2 separate regions of the Homo sapiens genome follow, and region 1 is linked to region 2. A link is an interaction called in ENCODE POLR2A ChIA-PET data of the cell type or tissue named here. Cell type or tissue: OCI-LY7. All regions are shown on one strand. Each heading gives the region's core, and the rest is flanking DNA. Links, peaks and the distances in the headings are about the cores only.

The links. Peaks named below come from ENCODE experiments on the same cell type or tissue, not always from the same donor. Only the 100,000 strongest peaks of a DNase experiment are listed, where the experiment ranks them.
Region 1: POLR2A ChIA-PET joins it to region 2 with 5 read pairs; 2 of 35 experiments call an interaction of 5 or more read pairs at or near these places.

The regions. Positions count from the first base shown.
Region 1 is chr9:113,707,500-113,710,418 of GRCh38, reverse strand. No RefSeq gene overlaps it. Among named protein-coding and RNA genes, the nearest start is that of ZNF618, 170 kb to the left of the region's middle. In OCI-LY7, for the core only: no CTCF peak of the experiment used is centred there; no DNase peak of the experiment used is centred there.
Region 2 is chr9:114,363,454-114,366,372 of GRCh38, reverse strand. It overlaps AKNA (AT-hook transcription factor), which reads left to right. Exons shown (of 22, transcript NM_001317950.2): 7 at 1,754-1,813. Among named protein-coding and RNA genes, the nearest start is that of AKNA, 23 kb to the left of the region's middle. In OCI-LY7, for the core only: no CTCF peak of the experiment used is centred there; a DNase peak (open chromatin) is centred at 1,542; H3K4me3 peaks cover 1,233 bases; H3K27ac peaks cover 2,405 bases.

The DNA.
Region 1 (2,919 bases), core at 161-2,660, 660 kb after region 2:
CACTGATTGGTTCAGGAAGGCACTTGACCCACAGAGGACCCACCCATAGGCTGGCCACTGAAAACGTGGTGGGCCCAAAGGGCTCTGCCCAGTAGGGTTCTAATTCTTCTCCCTCCCTTGGGACCAAACCAGTGGTAGTGAGGGGACAAAGGAGCTGACCTCCCTAGAGAACAGGAGAGCTTGTTAACCAGAAGCACATTCCCAGAGCCTCTCCTAAGCCTGGTGCCCTCCCCATCCACGCACATCCTTACAGTAAACCTTCTTTTCTCAAGACAGCACAGGGGGCATCCAGTCTTTGCAACTGAGATTCCAATGCATTTTATAGAGGAGGTGACACAAGCTCTGGGAGATTTCAGAACAGGGTCACCCATTTAAAAAGTGCCAGAACTGCGATACAAGCCCAGAACTCCCTGATTCCAGAAGGCTTGATCTTTCCAGAGCTCAACACACAGGGTTTACCAGCGACTCAAAGATGCCACTGCCAACTGGAAGACACCAGCTCCTCCTCTCATGTGTCATCTAGTCTCCCGGACCAGGCCACCATCCTTAGCTACCCTTCATGGGGTAAAAACCACATGTACTCAGGCCTTTACCTACTACACATCGTCTTATCCTCACAACCCTCTAAGGTACATATTATTATCCCAATTTTACAGGTGAACGAACCAGAGTTCAGAGAAGTAGAGTCACTCGTCCACAGTCACAGAACAAGAAGTGATGGTGCCAGGACTTAAAAGCTACCCAGAGCATCTGCTCTTAACGCCTATGGGATATCTCAGCAGTAGAGGCAGGGATAACACTGTTGCTCCTCCTCCAGCACAGCCAGGCCAGTCTCTTTGCTGTTCCCTGTGCACATCAGTGTGCTGTCAACACATTTTCTCATGCTGTTCTGTTTTCCTGTGAACATTCTACCCACCTCTACAACTACATCTCCTCCAGGAAGTCCTCCTTGATTCCCCTGCTGACAGTTCTCTCTCCCTCCACCATTCTACAGCTGTCACTCTCCTATCTTGAGTGGTGGGTCATCTCGTTATTTGACTAGCTCCCTAGCAGAGGCCGGGATCTCTGCTGTGTTCACCTCTGCATATCTGGCACCTGGCAGTTTATAGTTTACAAAGCACCCTTAAGTCCATTCTCTCTCTCTCTTTCTCTCTCTCTCTCTCTCTCAACCTTTAACATTGACCAAGAGTCAGCAGGACAGAGACAACTATTTCACTTCAAAAATGAGGAAAGTGATTTCCTCTGGCTGATCAAAAAGCTTTGTTCTCTGAACTTGGCTTTGTGACGCAGATTTCACAGAAAGACTGGGCAGTGGCGACTCCAAACGCATATTTACAGGTTTGTCAAGTGTTGCAAGAGCCTGCAGATCCCTAGCTTCTGCATAAAGAGGCCTCATGAAATCCAATGAAGTCACACCTCCACACCCAGAGCCCTGCCTGCTGGCACAGTGCAGTCCTTCTCTGGGTGAGATCCCACTGAATATATTCACATCACCTGAGGGCCAGCAGCAGGCTGGGGCCACCTGCGCATGCTCCTAGGAAAGAGCCAGTGAACCCCCATGTGGCCATTGAGGAAACTGAGGAAGAGGGGCCAGGGACGTTCCTGGGTCTCGAAGCAAGTTTGTAGCAGAACCTTTCTCCCTAACTGGGGAGAACTGGAATTGAGGTATGAGCAGGTGGCAACTGCAGCCCTTCCCAGCACCTTTCCCTCACTCTGTATTTTTGTCACGATGTGGCTGATGCAGGAACAAACAATCCCCAAATCTCTGTACCTTACCACTATAAAATTAATTTATTTCTCATGAAAATCCACAGTGATTCCAGTGAAGTGACTCATGATACAGGCTGCTTTGGTCTTGTGACTCCCATCTCCACCTGAGGTGTCCTCCGCAACCACTGTGGCAGGGGAAGAGAGAAACTGTGAGAGTGCACTGGAATGACACTGCCATGGCCTGAGAGTGCCACCTGGCATTTCTTATCGTATTTCACGAGCCAGAAATATGTATGTGGCCCTGACTAACTTGAGGGCTGGAAAGTTTCCCATATGCTGAGGGAAAAAGGAGACCTGGGGATCAGTAATGTCTATTGCATGCTTTCCAGGGACTCAAACATCATAGTTCTCTCCACGTCCCTCCATTTGAGCCATTTTAAAAAGATACCCTTTTAGGGAAGTGTATTGGTCAGCAATTGCTGCGCCAATGCTGCGTAACAAACCACTCCAACACTCGGTGGCTTACAACAATAAGCATTTATTTTTCTTCCTTGTGAGTCTGTAGATTGAGTGGCTTGGCTGTGTTCCAGGTTGCAGTTTGGCCTGGGTTGACTGCAGGCTTTGACTTGGACTCAATCTGCTCCTAAGACCAACAGCTGTTCTGGGCATGTTTTCATGGCAGATCAGAGGGCACAGAAGGCCAAGTCAAACCATGCCACACATTTAAGGCCTCCCTCTGCACACATCACATGTGCTAACATTTCTTTAGGCAAAGCAAGTCAGATAGTCAAGCCCAAAGTCAAAGGATGGGGAGGTAACCCCTGCCCACCCCAAAGCCACAATAAGTGTAACGATGTACAATTCTATTAATGGAGAAAGTAGAGATTTGGGAGCAATGAGCCAATCAGCCATGAGAAGTTGTATTAGTCTGTTTTCACACTGCTGATAAAGACATACCCGAGACGGGGTAAATTATAAAGAAAAAGAGGCTTAATGGACTCACAGTTCCACTTGGCTGGGGAGGCCTCCCAATCATGGCAGAAGGTGAAAGGCATGTCTCACATGGTGGCAAACAAGAGAATGAGAGCCAAGCAAAAAGGGTTTCCCTTTATAAAACTATCAGATCTTGTGGGTCTTAATCACTACCATGAGAAAAGGACAGGGGAAACCGAAACCGCCCTGATGATTCAATTATCTCCCACTGGGTCC
Region 2 (2,919 bases), core at 172-2,671:
CATCTGTCACTTACCATGATGTTTTCAAAGTTAATCCTTGTTGGAGTAGCACATACAAGTACTTCATTTCTTTTCTTCTTTTTTTTTTTTTTTGAGACAGAGTCTCACTCTGTTGCCCAGGCTGGAGTGCAGTGGTGCAGTCTTGGCTCACTGCAACCTCCGCTTCCCGGGTTCAAGCAATTCTCCTGCCTCAAGCCTCCCTAGAAGCTGAGATTACAGGCACGCGCCACCATGCCTGGCTAATTTTTGTATTTTTAGTAGAGATGGGGTTTCACCATGTTGGCCAGGCTGGTCTTGAGCTCCTGACCTCAGGTGATATGCCTGCCTCGGCCTCCCAAAGTGCTGGGATTACAGGCTTCGTTTCCTTTTGCCACCACCATTCTTGGTTCCGTAGCCGGAGACACATTTCTTCTTCGTCCTATATGTTGTCCACAAAATAAAGCAATGTCAAATCATCACACTGAGCAGGAGCTGGGGCCTTAGCTGACCCCTCATGTCTAGTGCTGCACGGTCCAATTCAGAAGCTGCTGGCCACATGTGACTGTTGAGTACTTGACATGGGCTGCTCTGAATTGAGACGTGCTGTGGGTATGAAACACATGCCAGATTTCAGAGACTTAGAAATATAAAGTGTCTCCCTATTTTTTTAGTATTGATTACATGTTGAAATGATATTTGGGGCTAAATAAAATATAAAAATTAATTTTACCTGTTTCTTTTTACATTCTCAATGTGGCTATGAGAAAATTATAGATGGTGTAGCTCACATTATAGTTCTATTTTATATATTATAAAATTATGTAATATGATTATATAATATACATTTCTATATTTCACACTGATCTAGAGCTTTCTTAAAACCGAACCTTACATCATCCCTTGCCTTTTTTTGTAATTAAACTTTTTTGAGCAGGTAATAGATGCCCATGATAAGGACCTTTGCACAGTACAGAGGGCATATTGAGCAAAAACTAAATCTTTCCTCCAACCCATGCAAAAATGTTCAATGCACACACTTGCATTTATAGAAATGGCTGCATAAGCTACTGTACCTTGACTTTTTGAAGTCTTAAATTTGAATATTTATTTTTGGGTAGGCAACGAATTCACATTGTTCAGATTTCAAAGGATGCAAAGGACATGTAGTAGAAAAATCTACTTCTCATTCCTGTCTTCCAGCCACCCAGTTCTCCTTCCCAGAAGCAATTCATATTTTAGTTTCTTGAATTCCTCTAGAGATAGTATATCGTATATAAGCAATGTATTTATCGTTTTCCTTTTTACTCTCCACATATTCTATACAGATGGTAGCATACCGTAAACATTGCCCTGTACCTTGATTTGACACTGAAAAATAGGTCTTGGAGGCATTAATAGCTCAGAACATACACGTGTGCCTTCCTCTTGTTGATGGCTGAATACTATTCCACCGACAGGCATTTAGGCAATTTCTTGTCCCCTCCCTACTGTTCATGCTGCAGTAAATATCCTGACTCATTAGTCTTGATGCACATGAGTGACTTGCTTTGTTGTCAGTAAATTCCTGCAGGTTTCACTTCAATTTTTCTCAAGGCTACCATGCCTGGGGCTGGTGGTAGAAGCTGTTCCCAGCACCCACGTCTCCATGCTTGGCAGAAACCCCACATCCTGAGGACGGACCCAGCTCCTCTTACCAAGGCATAGATGTGGCTGGGTGTGGGAGTCTACAGGACTGGATTAATGGAGCATATTTCCTTCCCCTCCCAATGTCCAGGTGGAGTCCTTTGAAAGACTGATACAGGCAGGACGTCTCATGCCCCAGGACCAAGTCAAGGTACTGCCCAATTCAGGAGCCACCCATGGAACTGCCAGACAACCACTGTCTCCCATGACTCTGTCTCTGAAGCCTTCTTTGCTGCAAGACAGAAAAGAGAATCCCAGACACAGGGTCTCTTTTAGAGCAAACAGTTCCTGAGTAGCTTCCCATGATAACGATCATTATTTCACAATAGTTACCCATTATTAAGCAAGGATGGTTGTGTACAGGGACTGTGGTAAACCCTAGAGTATGTTATTTTATTTGGTCATCATCAAAACCCAGTGAAGCAGTTACATTTATCACCCTCATTTAACCAGGATGGAACTGAAGCTCAGAGGGGTGACTCAAAGGCCCCACAGCTAGTAGGCAGGAGAACCTGGAGCCAGGTCTGTCTCTCTTTCAAATCCAGGGTCATAATCACTGCCCTGCACTACTTTCCACAAATTATCCTGCCTCTCAGCAAGCAGAAAAAGGCCTTTTCTTTTTTATCGCCTTTAAACAAAATTACAAAATAGTTGCCAAAAGTTTGGAAACCCTGTTAAAAAAAGTGGGGGCTGGAGGGGAGACCCTTTATAGAGTCCTATTGGTGTATATCCTTTGGAATTTGGAGTTTTAGATAACGGTGGTCATAAATACAATTTAGATTCCTGCTGCATCAGCCAGGGTCCCATTAAGGGACAGGTGGGGCTCTCAAGTCTGGGAGTGTAGGCGTCAAAGGAGAGAACTGTCAGCAAAGGTGTGGGCAGCATCAGGGGACCCAACAAAGACTGAGGAATCCCCGGGTAGTAGCATTAGCCGGGAGCTGTGCCCACTCTCAAGTCTCTCTCTTCCCACCCTGTGATCTCTCATAGGTCCCTCCCACTAGACAGACCCAACCAGAAGCCAGCAGGTAGACAGCCCTGATGCTCAAAGCACAGAGCAGGGTGGGAGAGGAGCTGAGAGAAGGTCTGGAGAGGCAAATTCAAAACACCTAGTTTCTAAAAAAATGTTATGGCAGGATATTTCCTGTGTGGTTACATAGATGTCATGTACATTTTCCAATCACAAAATGTGTCATATGTATCATGTAATATCATCCAGTGGATGACCAAGGACCTTATAAACTAAAACCATTCATTTTT